Linked DNA regions of Homo sapiens: region 2 is linked to region 1. A link is an interaction called in ENCODE POLR2A ChIA-PET data of the cell type or tissue named here. Cell type or tissue: GM12878. All regions are shown on one strand. Links, peaks and the distances in the headings refer to the core of each region. The heading gives the core; the rest is flanking DNA.

Region 1 (7,982 bases), core at 928-5,927:
TCTAAGGCTTCACAGAAGAAGAGATGGAGATAAAATTATAGCATTTGCAGTTACTAAAGTAATGAAGAGGAAAACAAAAATCAATAGCATTACTATCAAAAATTGGAAAGGGCATGGAGTAAAAGAAGACAGAATGATCTGAATTTTCACCTTTCACAGCAAGTAGACAATGAATGTTATTGAAAGTGAAGAAATCAAGAGACAAAACCATCAGCAAATTATTTACTGAGGTGACCACCGAAATGGCTAAAATTATAAATCATTAAAGAAAGGAAGTAGGGGAAGGGAGGACTCAAAATTGTCATTTTGAATTTTCCAGTACTGACTGATGTTTTACCACGTTTATGCATTACCTTGATAATTTTTAATGGACAGTGGCAGCCTCTGATCTTCCAAGTGCTTTCAAAATATCAGGGCATATTTTATCATATTTATGATAACCTCCAAAATATGCTAGGTATGGCTGGAAAAAACAAAACATAACTCCTCCAAAATCCAGTACTTCGTAAGAAAAAAGAAGCTTCAGGTGTTCTTTGTAAATTATTCATGCTAACCAAGTCTCAGTATAGGTTGCCTAATGACTGATAATATATTTTGATACCTTCACTCTTCTTATTTCATTTTCAAGGGCTACTGGTTGTAGCCAGATACTAAAACTGGGCACTTTCAGTTACAGAAAAATTATCAGCACTTACAGGGGACTTGGAAATACCGTTGTCCTAAAATCCTTTATTCTCATTGTTAAATCACTAAGTCTAAAGTGAATCAGAGTTTTTCATTTTCCCAAGGTCCACAAAAAGTTGATCTAATATTTGGTTTCTCATCATTGTCTTATCTTCCAATTGTATTACATTCCCAGATGACCAAATCCTAGGATGTAAGAGTCTATTTTAGGGCTCATCTGGTTCAGTTTCCTCATTGTAAAGTTGAGCAAACTAGGACTCTTAGGGCTTGGTGACTTGCCCATGGGCATGAACAAATTAATAAACCTACCAGCTGTCCTCTCTCTGGCCCTTCTTTTAAAATGTTATGATATATGGTTTAATAACAACCTTGGCCAGGACTTTTGATTCCTATAATTCTCTTCCACTGACTTTCCCCTACCCCAGTGAAATCTTAGGTAGAAACTTCTTAAGAACAGTAAAAAATTACCTTTACCACAATAAAGACGTGAGTCATGTACCAAAATTTCTCTCCCACCCATCACTTCTTAGGCGCTTAGTCTTAAAGCATCATTTTTATTCTTTGAAGGCAAAACAGCCTTTAAGGGTTGGATATTCTTAATTCAGTCAATGTGGGAAGGGGGAGGTGAAAAAGGAACTCTCTGAGGATAATCACAATGAGAACAAAAGCTTATCCAAATTATGCAATGCATTATAATTATGCTATAAAATTGCTCTTCAGCCGGGGTGTCAATGGAGAGCATTACAATTTTTAAATAGTTCTGTTCTTGATGGGAATTCTTGATCATTTGAGGTGTTCACGTGTGTGCATGCACATTTAGACAAACCATGGAGCTAAAAGCATCCAGAATTTTGCTATCCTTCCCCCACAATTAAAAAAAAATTAAGAAAAGGCAAAAGCAACAACAATAACTCTATATGTACATGTAGGCATTGTCTTTATGGTGGGATCCTTGAGAAGGAAGAACTGTGGCTCTAAAATCAGCACATCTGAAGATGTCCAGGGCTGCTGGGAGCTGTTGGTTTAGAGTGTATTTGCCCAAAGCTGTCAGTCCTCCTGCAGATGAAGCTCACTGTGCAGAACAAGCAGTTGAGTGTGTTCCAAAAGTGAATAGGAGAGAATGCTAGAAACGAAGGGATCAAAGTAGAAGAAGGTGTAAAGCATTGATGTTTTCTAAGTAGCTGTCTCTCTCAGAACAGCACTATGCTGGGCATTTTTGAAAGCACAAGAAAGCAAAGACTTTTCTTATTTATAGAATTGAGGAAACCAATGGTTTTAGCTACTGGCTCTTGGCATGCCTATAATAAGAGAGTCATGATTTACAAAGATACTATTTTTAAGAGTTGTTCTGAGTTTTAAATTCCTACTTTAAGATCTCTCATTTTTCTCTTCCTTACCTTAAACGTTAACTGAATTGGCTATTTTTTTTTTTGATGTTCATGTTTTTGTTCTTGTACATAAATGGTTCCCAACCTGGCTTCACATTAGAATCCCCTGGGAATCTGTAAAAAAGTAATGCCTTCCCCCAAGACCAATTATATAAGAATCTTTCAGTCTGAGCATCAGTATTTAGAAAAGCTCCCTAAATGTTTCCAAAGGGCACTCCTGAGTGAGAACTCCTGCTATCGACAGTATAACAAGATCATTCTGTAGAAACTTTAGTGAAAATCAGTTTTGCCTATTAATTTAGTCAAAAGTTCTGAGTATGTGAACAGGCCCCATGTGGGACATAAAACCAACTGTACCTATTTCAAGACCTGTAGATGCCAGTGGATGACTTCAGAGAGTCTGTAGAAAATTCCAGAATTTAGTCACTTCAAGTCTGGGACCCATTTTATTTATTTATTTATTTATAGAAACAGACAATGCATTCTGGATTGTCTGTGGTAAGCATTACATTTGTGCCTCACCATGTAGTTTTCCAAGAGTTTCTTTTGTCAAAATCTTTTCCCAGAGACTGACCAAAACTTCTACCCACTCACAATGGCCCTGGAACTCCTTTTGCAAAATAGGTATGTTCTAGCTGGGCCTATCTGGTAACAGATATAATGCATACTTGACCAGAGTCTAAAATTTAGAACTAGATTGGCAGTGTTTGCTATCAAGAAGAGGGACATAAGCTCATGTGCTATCAGTCACTGCCTTCAGTGACATTTCTTTCCCTACCTTGACTCTGAAAACTAAGTCCACACTGAGTGCAGGATGGCTAATGCTGAGATTAGATGAGGGCAGAGGGCCAGGAGGACAGCGTGGAGGACCAAGGTCAGCAGCATGAAATGGTAACTCATGGTGGCATTCTCTGTGTGAGTGACCATGAACACCTGAACTTTAAATGTGTGTATTAGAATCTTCCTTTGGAATTTAATTTCTTGACATATATTTTGTCTATATATACATATATATAATTTGTTGAGAATATATGCCAGGAAAAACACTCAATGGAAACTAATGCTGTCTAACTTGAAAAGTAAAGGCCGGGTGTGGTGGCTCACAGCTGTAATCCCAGCACTTTGGGAGGCTGATGTGGGTGGGTCACCTGAAGTCAGGAGTTCAAGACCAGCCTGGCCAACATGGTGAAACTCCGTCTCTACTAAAAACACAAAAAATTAGCCAAGCATAGTGGCAGGTGCCTGTAATCCCAGCTACTCCGGAGACTGAGGCAAGAGAATTGCTTGAATCCAGGAGGCAGAGGTTGCAGTGAGCCAAGATCACGCCATTGCACTCCAGTCCGGGCAACCAGAGTGAAACTCCATCTCAAAAAAAAAAAAAAAAAAAAAAAGAGAAAAAAAGAAGAGAGAGAGAGAAAGAAAAATAAACTTTTGGAAAGCCCATCAGTACGTTAGAGAATTGACAGAAAGCTAAAAGCCCTAGGCTCAGAAAACACAAGCAAGGCGTGTTATGTATGATGCCTTGCTGGCATCATCACTTCTAGACATTTGCTGTCACCATTTCTGGCCCCACTGCCACTGGACACTCACCATTACTATTTGCCCCTGGACTCTGAATTCCATCACAACTGTGAATAACCCCAACAGCGCCATCAAAAGTAGTGTGTTTGCTAAATGGAAGTTAGAATTGGGACCATCCGTGAAAACATAAACCATAGATTATAAGTTCCTTGAGCTCAAGGAACAGGCCATGTCCACCTCTCCACCATTAAAACACTGCCTTGCCTAAAATGGTGTTCTGTAAATATTTGTGAATAAACCAAAGAAAAAGAAATGAATTGACATGACATCATATGACATGGAGTGACAGCATGAAATGCAGACAACAAATGATGAGAAGCAAAACATTATCACAGAGTAATTTCTGTGCTGAAAATTTTAGACCTAACAACTTAGGAGTTTCAGACAATGGGTAATCATTTTCTTCATCCAGCCTTCAATTTCTCTATGGTAAAATAAGCATGAGAACTGCCCTGTCCCTGTCATGGGGTTGGTTGTTTCAAGACTAGAATAAGTACTTTGAAAACGGAAGTGCAATGTTTTATAGGATAGAGCTCTAAGGGTTTTAAATAAACTCCTAGTAAGAGATACCAATCAGAGACCCTAAAGCAACCCCACTCCCAACACTCGAATGTCAGAGTCCCAACTTGGAGAGAGATTGCCTGTCATAGGTAGTCTACAAGCTGGTTGCTTCCTATCTTTGTGTTGCAATGGGGATTTCTTAAGGAAGTTCTCAGCTAGACTGGTGTGAACACAATGAAAGGAGAAGAGTAAGAACTGGGCAATTTATATGCAAGAGGTTTTATTTCCCATGGTGTCTGAACAAAGTTAACTCCTTCATACATCCTACAACTCAGAGCTGAACTGAGATATTCAGCCCAAAACCTTGACTTTTACAGGCGGTCAGCAATTAGAGGTAAACAATTTGGTATATGTATTCAATATTAAAGGGCTACAAAAGTCATAAGCTTTTTGAGGACAGGGAATATTTTTCTTTTTTTTTCTTTCTTTTTTTTTTTTTTTTTTTTTTGAGCCAGCTTCTCGCTCTGTCACCCAAGCTGGAGTGCAGTGGTGCAATCTCAGTTCACTGCAACCTCGACCTCCAGGCTCAAGCAATCATCCCACATCAGGCTCCCAAGTAGCTGGGACTACAGGCATGTACCACCACACCCAGCTAATTTTTATATCTTTTTTGTAGAGACTGAGTTTCACCATGTTACCCCAGCCAAGCTGGTCTCTAACTCCTGGACTCAAGGGATTCACCCGCCTTGGCCTCCCAGAGTGCTGGGATTACAGGCATAAGCCACTGCACCCAGTCGGGAATATTTCTTATATGTGTGTATTTTTTTTCTTCCAGCACTTTAAATAAGTCCTAACATATAAGTTTTTAATAAGTGTTGCTGAATTAACATGAATAAATAAATATGTGGATATATATGGTCTGATATAGAATCATTTCCTTAACCAGAGCTGCCAATATGCAGCATGAGTGGGCACACATAAACTATTAAAAAGCGAGCTAAGAGATGGTGAATAAATAAGAAAACAAAGATTAAGAGAACTCCATCCTCAAACTATTGAAAATGCCCCTCTGGGTTACCACTGATATTCTTATGCATCGAATCACCCTCTGATCACTGGTTTAAAAAGAAATAATTTCCCTAGGCATCACACCTCGTCCTGGTGAAAAACTTAAGTACTACCTATTGCGAGGGTTATAGAGCGAAAGAATGAAAAAGATTTTCAGAAGACAGGTACTTCAGTATGACATCCTGCATTTGTATTTTACCTTTTACTTTTTCAAAGTGTGTTCACTGTACCATTTCCCAACAATCCTCAACACAAGCTGATGAAGTGGATAAGATTTTTATCTACATTGAAATACACAAACCAGCCGGGCGTGGTGGCTCATGCCTGTAATCCTAACACTTTGGGATGCTGAGGCAGGCAGATCACTTGAAGTCAGGAGTTCAAGACCAGCCTGGCTAACATGGTGAAACCCTGTCTCTACTAAAAATACAAAAATTAGCCAGGCATGGAGGCATGCACCTGTAATACCAGCTACTCGGGAGGCTGAGGCACAAGAATCACCCGAACCCAGGAGGTGGAGGTTGCAGTGAGCCGAGATCACTCCAGTCTGGGTGACAGAGCGAGACCTGTGAAAGAAAGAAAAGAAAAAAGAAGGAAGGAAGGAAGGAAGGGAGGGAGGGAGGGAGGGAGGGAGGGAGGGAAGGAGGGAGGGAAAAAGGAAGGGAGGGAGGGAGGGAGGGAGGGGAGGGGAGGGGAGGGAGGGAAGGGGAGGGGAAGGGTGAAGTGACTCATCCACAGTTACGCATCATTATGAATAGAAAGAACCAGGACAAGATGGGCCTTGTGTCACCACAGTGAAGACTCTGAACTCCTGTCAGTCATCCTGTGTGACTTTTCCTCTACCCCTAAAGGTTCAGGTGAGTTGCCCACAGTGGGCACAGCTGATCTGACAGCTCTTAGCTGGGGCTGATGCTGAGACTCTGGCTGAGAAATGTTACTTTCAAGCAGACTGAACAGAAAGTGCTATTTCTGAATTGCTATCTTAGGGAGGGGATGTCAAATGAAATGTAATTTCCGAGGTTCTGGGTTTTGTTTTGTTTTTGTCAACTCAGGCAGGAGAGATGTTCTGTACCACGGAAGGAGCAGGGAAGGAGGAAGGGAGGCTGGCAGCATGAGAATAGACCATTCCAATTAAATTCTACAAAGTGAGAACTGTGCAGAGCTGCTAGAGGTGAGTAAACTTTCTTGAAAAGAGATGCAAATTGGAAAATTTAGAGAGAAACAACAATAGATGTTGGTGTAGGGACTCTACTCAACCCATGTGGTTTGTTCACACTGACCACACGTAGGAATGCTGGCCACTCAAATAAACTTTGGACCCTAGATTCCCCTTTACTTGAACTTCATGGAAAAGGTGACATGAATAGAGGAGGGAAGAGCTAACATATATTACCAACTGATCAGCAGAGACAAACGTCACAGCCATCTCAACTGTCAAAAGGTTTATTAACAGATTTGGGAAAATAAAGAGAAGCACATACGAAACAGAACAATTCAAGCCAATGAGTAAGCAAGTGCTTTGGGCTATACACAGGACCAAAGTTCTCGATATACCGTAAAGGGAGGGGTGACGCTGGGATCTTCACCTAGATCATGTCACACAGTCATGTGTTCTGAGAGAAGAGTGGAATTTTCGCAGAGGAGAAGTTGTTAATGGCTGCACTAATTTCCCAGGAATCATGACAAACTGGTTTATTTTTCCCCAAACAGATTTTTCAATTAGTAAAAACTAAATAATACAGCTCCCCCAAAATGGACAAATGACATGAACATTTTTTTATAAATTATCCAGTGATTGAAAATAATATCAGCAACTTAAGTACAAATTAACAATAAGAAAATGGCAGGGGCTGGGCACAGTGGCTCACGCCTGTAATACCAGCACATTGGGAGGTCAAGGAAACAGGATCGCTTGAGCCCAGTTCAAGACCAGCCTGGGCAACACAATGAAACCCTGTCTCCACAAAAAATACAAAAATTAGTCAGGCATGGTTGCATGTGCCTGTGGTCCCAGCTATTAGAGAGACCAAGATGGGAGGATTGCTTGAGCCCGGGAGTTTGAGGCTGCAGTAAGCTGAGATCACCTCACTGCAGCTGCAGTGAGCCAAGATCATACCACTGCATTCTAGCCTGGGTGACAGAGTAAGATACTGTCTCAAAAAAAAAAAAAAAAAAAAAAAGGCAGGGCTGACATTTCTCCTTTCATAGTACAAGCTCTTCATCAGCTTCAATAGGAGGTAAGCAGAAGGATGACTTTTTCAGATATGACAGGGTATCAACAAAGTTTTGAAATTATTGAAAATGAAATAATATTTGAGATATAAATTTATATCTATTATTAACAATGAACCATGTCCTTAAGTGAATACTTTTCCTTGAGACCTGAGCTAGTAAAAATACTAAGACATCACAATTAGCATATTTTAAAAGACTGTTTATTTTATTTTTTATCTCACCTTTTACAATTCCTTTTAGCTGGGCACCATGGCTCAAGCCTACATAATCCCAGCACTTTGAGAGGCTGAGGCAGGAGGATTGCCTGAGGCCAGGAGTTCAAGACAGGCCTGGGCAACATAGCAAGACTCCATCTCTCAAAAAATAAAGATAAAAAATAAATTAGCCAGGTGTGGTGGTACATGCCTGTAGTCCCAGCTACTCTGGAGGCTGAAGCAGGAGGATTGCTTGAGCCCAGGAGTTTGAGGCTGCAGTGAGCTATGATCACACCACTGCATTCCAGCCTGGGCAACAGAGGGACTCTTA
Region 2 (7,982 bases), core at 1,992-6,991, 550 kb after region 1:
CTTAAAGTTTATGTCCCCACCAACTTTATTTTTTTATGGAATACATAAACATTTAAGAGGGACATTTTTGAAATGGCACCTGAGGCAATCTGTAAACAAAAGCTAGTACAGCAGTATTTCTCAGACTCTTCTAATGAATCTCCCACATCAACATGGGACAAGTATGCTTGCTTCAGATTCAAATTTCTGGGCTCTACCTCAGACTTACCTAATCAGAGTCAAACCGAGGGAATCTGAACTTTTTTTTTTTTTTTTTTTTTTTGACAGGGTTTCACTCTGTTGCCCAGCCTGGAGTGCAGTGGTGTGATCACAGCTCACTGCAGCCTCTGCCTCCTGGGCTCAAGCCATCCTCCCACCTCAGCCTCCTGAGTAGCTGGGACCGTAGGCGTGCACCACCATGCCGGGGTGAGTTTTGTATTTTTTATAGGAGCAGAGTTTCACCATGTTGCTGAGGCTGGTCTCGAATTTCTTGACTCAAGTGATCCACCCACCTTGGCTTCCCAAAGTGCTGGGATTACAGGCACGAGCCACCACGCCTGGCTGGGAAATCTGCATTTTTAACATGCTTTCTACGTGTAGTATGGATCATTTGGGAGCCATTGCTCTAGGACTGTGCTTAAAATACATGAGAATCATGCAATTGTAGTCAAATGAAATCACACCTGCCTCCAAATCAGTCAGTTGAAACTCTTGTGACTACTGGATGCATTATAAGGAGAAGAAGGGCATGGTGTGATGCTTAATAAGAATCAAATGGAAAAGGATCTCTTCATGATAGGGAGTAAGGACATACAGCCTTAGCCTTTTATGGTTTCAGTGGCATCAGAGCACCAGGTAGATTGTCCTTCCACCTCTGCCTATGGAAAAAGAGAGCAAAAGCCATGGAAAATAGACCACCTTGGTTATTACCCAGCAAAGCATCCTCTTCTAAAATATAAACAAACCCCACCTCAATCTACAGCATTTTGTGCTCAGCCAAAAAGGAATTCAGTGTATATTGATGGCAGTTATCATTTAGTTGAGTACAGACAATGAGAGTTGATGAAATGGTGGTTCTCAACCATTTTCTGTCCTTTGTATATATTTGAACACTAAAATTTTTGGCAGCCTGCTTGAAGGGAATAAAAATCTTGGAAGGACCAAAGCCATGTCTCAGTGTTCTAAAATGACCTCACAGCTACTGCTGTCTTCTTACCAGACTGACTTCAGTACTCTGCTACTCTGTGAGGAGGTCTCATGGCTCGATGCCTTTTCTGAGCTCTCTTATGTACTCCCTAAACAAACTACATGCACATGATGCTTCTTTGGAAAGAGTTTGACATCATGCCATGCCTCTTACTGACTGCTACACCTTGCTATGTACTGTGCCACAGGACCTGTTCAGCACAATGACATCTGACAGACATCACCATAATGCTTAGTAATAGCCAAAAAAAAAATCTCATTTGAAATTCCAAAAGGCCAGCCACTAAGAATGAAGTAGTGATGGACTCTACAATGTGGATGAACCTTGAAAACATTATGCTGAGTAAAATAAGGCAGGCACAAAAGCCACATAGTATACGATTCCATTTAAATGAAATGTCCAGAATAGACAAATCAATAGAAACAGAGAGTAGATTAGTGGCTGCTAGGGGTTAGAGGAGGAGGGCATGGCGAGCGACTGCTAATGGATATGAGATTTCCTTTTGGAGTGATGAAAATGTTCTAAAATTAGACAGACTTGATGGTTCACAACCTTTGTGGGTATACTGTAAAACATCAAATTATACATTTAAAATGGTGTATTTTATTGTATATAAATTGTATCTCAATAAAAGTGTTTTTAATCATAAAAAAATTTTGAGATGCTCCTATGAAAATTTTGGTACATAAGTATGCTGAGATAGGGAAGTTAAAATTGGGTTAAACATTGATCAAGTGATGAAGTTAATAAAGTGCTGAAGTTCTATTTAAATCTAATGCTTTTTTTTTTTTTTTTTTGAGATGGAGTCTTGCTCTGTCACCCAGGCTAGAGTGCAGTGGCGCAATCTTGGCTCACTGCCAGCTCTGCCTCCCAGGTTCACGCCATTCTCCTGCCTCAGCTTCCTGAGTAGCTGGGACTACAGGCACCTGCTACCATGCCCGGCTAATTTTTTTTTTTTTTTTTAGTAGAGATGGGGTTTCACCGTGTTAGCCAGGATGGTCTCGATCTCCTGACCTCGTGATCTGCCCACCTCGGCCTCCCAAAATGCTGGGATTACAGGCATGAGCCACCGCACCCAGCCTAAATCTAATGCTTTTAAAAAATCTTATCATATACTGGATCTCCTTGATTATATCTAACATATATAATGGGTGATTAACACTTCTAAAAAAACTTTTCACATATAACACAAGATTTGAGAGTGCTTTGATCCTAAGCAAGATTAGGCATTGCATGAGACAGATTACAATCCATAGTGATGATTAAGTTTAAATTAGAATTAGTGAGAAGGATACTAAATTATCACCAACATTCATTTCTTAAAAATTTGTTTCACAAGATATGACTTATTCTGATTGATGGTTAATTGAGTCATATAATTAAAAAGAGATTTTTTTAAAAAAAGATTAACTGGGAGAAGGAAATATGCTTATCAATATCTCATACACAGTTATGGTTTAAACTAGATTAACTATAACATATAATCATTAACTTATGGCAGAGTTAGGATTTTGGAAGAGGGCACTGAATTTACGTCAAAGATTGACTTCGTAAAATCAAGTCTTGAGGTTATAACATCTTAATGTACAGTGCTTATGGTCATTAACGGCTTTTGTTAGGTACAATATGACCTATGACAGTATGAAAGAAGCTATGGGCCCTCCCTCTAAAATGCACATGTGCTTTTCCACAATATTTTTAGAAGGTCCACTCTAAAGTTCATCCATGGACTCTTCACCCATTGCTGAGAACTCCATACCAACCTGGAGAATAGTTGAGTCCATACTAATGCTCGTTTTGGTCAATCCAAGCTATTGTCAGTAATCCTGTATTTGCTGAGATGATAAACTTTTTTTTTTCTTAATGGACTCCCACAGTGTCTTGGGCAATTGACACTCACCCTAGCACCAATTGTGTCAGTTCCTAGCACCAATTGTGTGAGTTCCAAGATTGAACTTTAATTATCACATCTTTTTGGGATATGACAATTACTTAGAGGAAGTGGGATTGTGTGGGATTATAAGGTGTTCAATCACCACTTCCTGATGAAACAGGAAGCCTCCCTTAATAGATGGCCTCTGATGTTCTTTCTACTCATGCTTTAATGATCAGCTCTACAAATAAACATTCAAGTAGAAGCTGAGAAATTTTCTAAATATGAGTGTTCTAACTCTTCAGAGCACACCTGGACCCAATTTACTGCATGAATCCAGGGAATTTGGTCAAACGCTAAGCTTTGGTTTGAATGCTCCACAAAGAAGCCTCAATGTTTTCTCTTTGTTGACCATAAGTGATATATTTAGTTATTCAGAAGTGTAGTCAATCTGTCAGGGAAAATATCCTGAAGAAAATGAAGCGGGCAATTATGTTGGGCAGACCTAGGGGTTAGTGTGGATAGGCCCTTTTTCGAACCAGATTCCTAACTCAGTCAGAAAGTCTCACGTCCATGTGTTTTTCTGGGGAGAAACTTCCAAGGCAGCAATGTGAAAACCAACAGACTGGATGAAGGGGTGTGTAGCCATCTGGTTTGCTCACAAGCAGAATTGCTCTTTTTATCAGAATTATTTTCAGATTTTTGTCTAGAGGAGTTGGCCATTTTCAATACCAAGTCAATGTTAATCCTCTTCTTAAACAATTCTATTCAAAATTCTCCTAATAAAGACACTGGGAGACCTTTCTCTTTTTTTGCCTCAAGAGAGGAAACAGAGACCTGGTGAAATTGAGTGACAAATGTCCAGGATGTGGAAGGGGACATTCATCACTGGGATTTCCCAGTGACTCCAAAGGGTTAGGAACTATGCATCCCAATGATTGGCTGCCTGAGGATGCTCTCACCTCAGACTGAGCTTTTCATTCAGGTGGAAATAAAAGTTGAGCTCTAAAAAGGTGACTCTCGGTGTCTTTAGAACTGACTTATTTTGTTGTTGCGGCCAAAGCCTCTTTCTTCTTCCCATCCCCCAGCTGAAGTAGGTGAAGGAGGCATTTGGACAATGGGTCATACAAATAGCTTTGCCTGTAATAGAGTCAAAGAGAACACAACAGCTTTGCTCCATTTTTTTTGCTCTAGTCACTCATAACACTTCCCTCCTAGAATTTTGAATATTTAACATCTATGGAGAACAGATTGCCTGTAGGTTTCTGTTGGGGACAAAAAACAGTGGTGGTGTTGGTGGTAGGAAGCTGAGTTTATTTTTCTTGCCTTTTTTTTTTTTTCTGGGACTCTTCTATATATACTCGTTCTTACTTTGAGCCAAATGGTAGGACAGGTTTCTTTTCATTTCCTGCCTAATTGGAATAAGTTTCCATAGTTGAGTCCTGGCAAGAATGCCCTAGTACGTGGGAAGGGTCACTAGAAAGTGGAAACACTTTCTCATGACCAGGAGAGCAAATTTAAGGCAGTAACTATCAGCAACTATTATAGGCACCAGCATTTTTTTCCCTTCCATGTAAAGGACAAAATTCAGAGGAAGAAGACAGGGCTCAGATTATTGTTGGAAAGTTGAATTCTGAGGGAAAACTGAAAGCAAAGAGTACTGAGTGAACTTTTCACTCTTTTTTCTACCATCTTTGCCAGTGTTGGGCTGTGCCTGATAAACCACTGGGGTGGTTACTTTTAAAAGAGCTTGCTTTTAGTTTTCTTGCAGTGTAGAGTGAGGCTTGTTGTTTGAGCAGATACATCAAATTCTGATGCTTCCTTTTAAATGGAGAATAATAATAATATAATCTTAAAATAAATCGTCTACTTAGAATGATGTGACTTTGGGTTCCAAGGATAAGTGGAGGAAAAACAAAGCATATGCTACTTTTACATTTCTGAAATTAATTTGACTCATGGCCTTATGTATACCCATTTTTCCAAATATAAGGTGAATTTTTTTGTCTCCAAAATTATTTCCCAGAAAAAAAGGAAGTCACCTTTTGTACACATCCTTATTTAGTCATCTTTTGGTGCTCTCTTGATACCAAACTTGGAATAAAAAACTACTGTTAGTGGAAGATGAATTGGGGTGAAATGATCTAAGTTAATGTCTGTTGTTGATGCTTTTGAAGATCATCTGTTAGAACTACTTAAAAAGAGAAAAAAAGAAATGTATCACTGATTTAGTAGTCATTCCTGAAGTTTTTAGCCCTGAAATGCAAGTGTTAGAATTTTTAAAAATAGTCCTTTTAGAGATCAAGTAAAACTGCAATACGCTAAGTGATACATTATGGAGATTACAAATATAGTCGTATAGGAAATGAAAAAATGACTGCATGTGATGCAAATGGGTGTTGGTGACTTGGGATAACATTTCTAGTGACAGCATTGTGCATGGACTCAGTGTTAAATCTCAAATAACTTGGAAGTGATGATGATGTGCTGGGAAAACTGTTGGATTAGTCACAAAATGGCAGTGGTGAGGAATAACATCGTTTTACAAAATGAAAGTAGAAAAATACAGTATTTTAAAAATCAACAGATTATTTTATAAATATGATTTTGAATATGTATGCATAACTAGTTAACTAAACATTTTGAGTAGATACAATGTATGTGTCCATATCCCTACATGTGTATATCTTTGTGGCCACATGGGAGGCTTCTTAGGGTTGTCATATATTTAGTCATATGAAGCAGGTAGATCAATCATAGAACTACAGATTCTTAGGAGATCATGTATTCAAGAGGCATCCTGTGGCCAAGAGGATACTTTCCCATTTTACAAATGAAGAACTAAATTATTAACTTAAGTTCACAAGGTTAGTTGGTGGCAGAAGTTAGACTTGCCCTTTCCCTTATGCTCCCTCTCTCAGGGGAGTCTTTCCTTCAGGAAATGATCAAACCCTGGCAAACAGAGAAGAAAGATGAAGAAAAATGGTCTTAAGATCCTACTTTGGTGTAGAAAGTTTTACCTGTGAGAAGCTGCTGTATTTACACACACCCACACACACACACACACACACACATGCTCTCTCTCTCTCTCTCATATGAGTGAAGCCCTTCATCCAAGCCAGGTGCTACCAATTACTGACCTCCCTCTGTGAGACTCAATTTCACAAACTGGAATTGACTCTAACACAACAGGAAATTTATAAAAGCTCCATGCCCGAGGCAGCTGCCTGCTCCGGTGGAATGTAGGGGTTATTCCCTTAAGAATTGCAGGTATTATTAAATGCATTGGCCCTCCCTGACTCTGTAGGCCAAAGAGTAGTGTTTCCTAAAATCACCTGTGGGACAGTTCTACAACAAATAAAGGATAGTCTCAAAACCATGGCATTGGCCCTTGGGTTATAAAGTCTTTACAAGATGTAACTCACAAAACAGGCAGGTGCCAAAAGCAATGGGGGAGCCCAAAGGAATATGAGAAAGAATCATCCCAAAAGGAAATGAGCCATTCCCTGGGGCTTTGGGTACGGTTAGATGAATAATTGATATGGAAGTTCCAGAGTCCCACTCACACCGAGTGCTCCTAGTTTAGAGTGACTAAAAAGGTCAAAGGATTACTTATTGAAAGGTTTTCTCCTGCCAATAACATCCTGTTGCTACCAATCAAGGACTTCAGAGTGGGAAATGGTTCAGGGATTCAAGGTAAGGACCTAGTGTTGGATGAATGGGAACAAGTCTGAGAAGCTGGCGAGAAAACACACACACACACACACACACACACACGCGCGCACGCACGTACGCACACACAGATGAACAGGCACAAGCTAGGTCATTGAGAGGGCCCCAATGCTGAAAGAAGTTGGGAGAATTAAGTGGTGATGGTTATTGTTGATTTCAGATAGAAGAAAGGACTTCACAGTCAGCCAGGGTTTCAAAAAGCAGGGGGTGGTCAAATGGATATTGTATTTAGCCGAAAATGCTTGTTCTAAAATTAGCTGGACGCTAAAGGCATTTTTACCTTCTCCAGTAGTTCTGTTGACATGTTCCTGTTATGTAGCCCACTTTTATCTGTCTGGAAAAATTTCTCTCTCTTCTCAAATAAATTATACATCTCATCATGCCAGTTTCTGTAACAATTCTCTTTCCTCAATGTTGGTTACTTCAATGTACTACCTCTCATGACTGACAATCATTCTTGAAGTAAGCATTTCTAAAACCTGTATGTATCTGATAATTTGATAGTCTTTTATCAACCAAGAGAGGCATTTTGAGGCAATATAAATTTGGAATGGAACATCTGGAGAAAGCTTCCCAAGTCAGTATTTCCCTCTCCCCTTTTCCATTTTGTTTTCTGTGGCTCTTGACATTGACAAAAACAAATCTCATTCAACCAACCAACTAGATTAAAAAGAAATCTCACCCCTCCCCTCCGGGGGAAAAACACTCGCAAAAAAGTTAAGCTTAAGCTAAAACTATGTAAGTATTCATTGTGGCTGACTGTATTTCTAGTGTCTCTTATTCTAGGTTTATTTCATGTGAAAAGCACTATTTGCCTATGTAGAGTGTACCTGCTGGGAATTCCAGACACCTGCATTCTTACTCTCTTGTTGATTTACCGAATTTCTAGGTAAATTGCCAAACTTATTCTTCTCCACTTTTTGTATAAAAAAGAGCCTGTGAAGTTGTTATTCTCTTCTATCACTGGGTGAGAAATATGGCATCAGTGATTATAAAATGCTTCTCTAATAGTTTCTTTGGGGAAGGAAAAATGGGATGATAACCAGTGGAAAGTCTTACTAGCATTGTTAAGAGCATTGAATTTGCAGAGGTACTGGCATTAGCATTCGTGGTAAAGCTTATTTTCACTCATAAGTATGGAAACCAGGTGATTTCTGTTCTGCTCATTTACTGTCTTTTCATTGGCTAGCT

The links. Peaks named below come from ENCODE experiments on the same cell type or tissue, not always from the same donor. Only the 100,000 strongest peaks of a DNase experiment are listed, where the experiment ranks them.
Region 2: POLR2A ChIA-PET joins it to region 1 with 5 read pairs; 2 of 35 experiments call an interaction of 5 or more read pairs at or near these places.

What each region holds. Positions count from the first base shown.
Region 1 is chr15:38,658,987-38,666,968 of GRCh38, reverse strand. No RefSeq gene overlaps it. Among named protein-coding and RNA genes, the nearest start is that of LINC02694, 34 kb to the left of the region's middle. In GM12878, for the core only: no CTCF peak of the experiment used is centred there; no DNase peak of the experiment used is centred there; H3K27ac peaks cover 212 bases.
Region 2 is chr15:38,111,268-38,119,249 of GRCh38, reverse strand. No RefSeq gene overlaps it. Among named protein-coding and RNA genes, the nearest start is that of LINC01852, 42 kb to the right of the region's middle. In GM12878, for the core only: no CTCF peak of the experiment used is centred there; no DNase peak of the experiment used is centred there.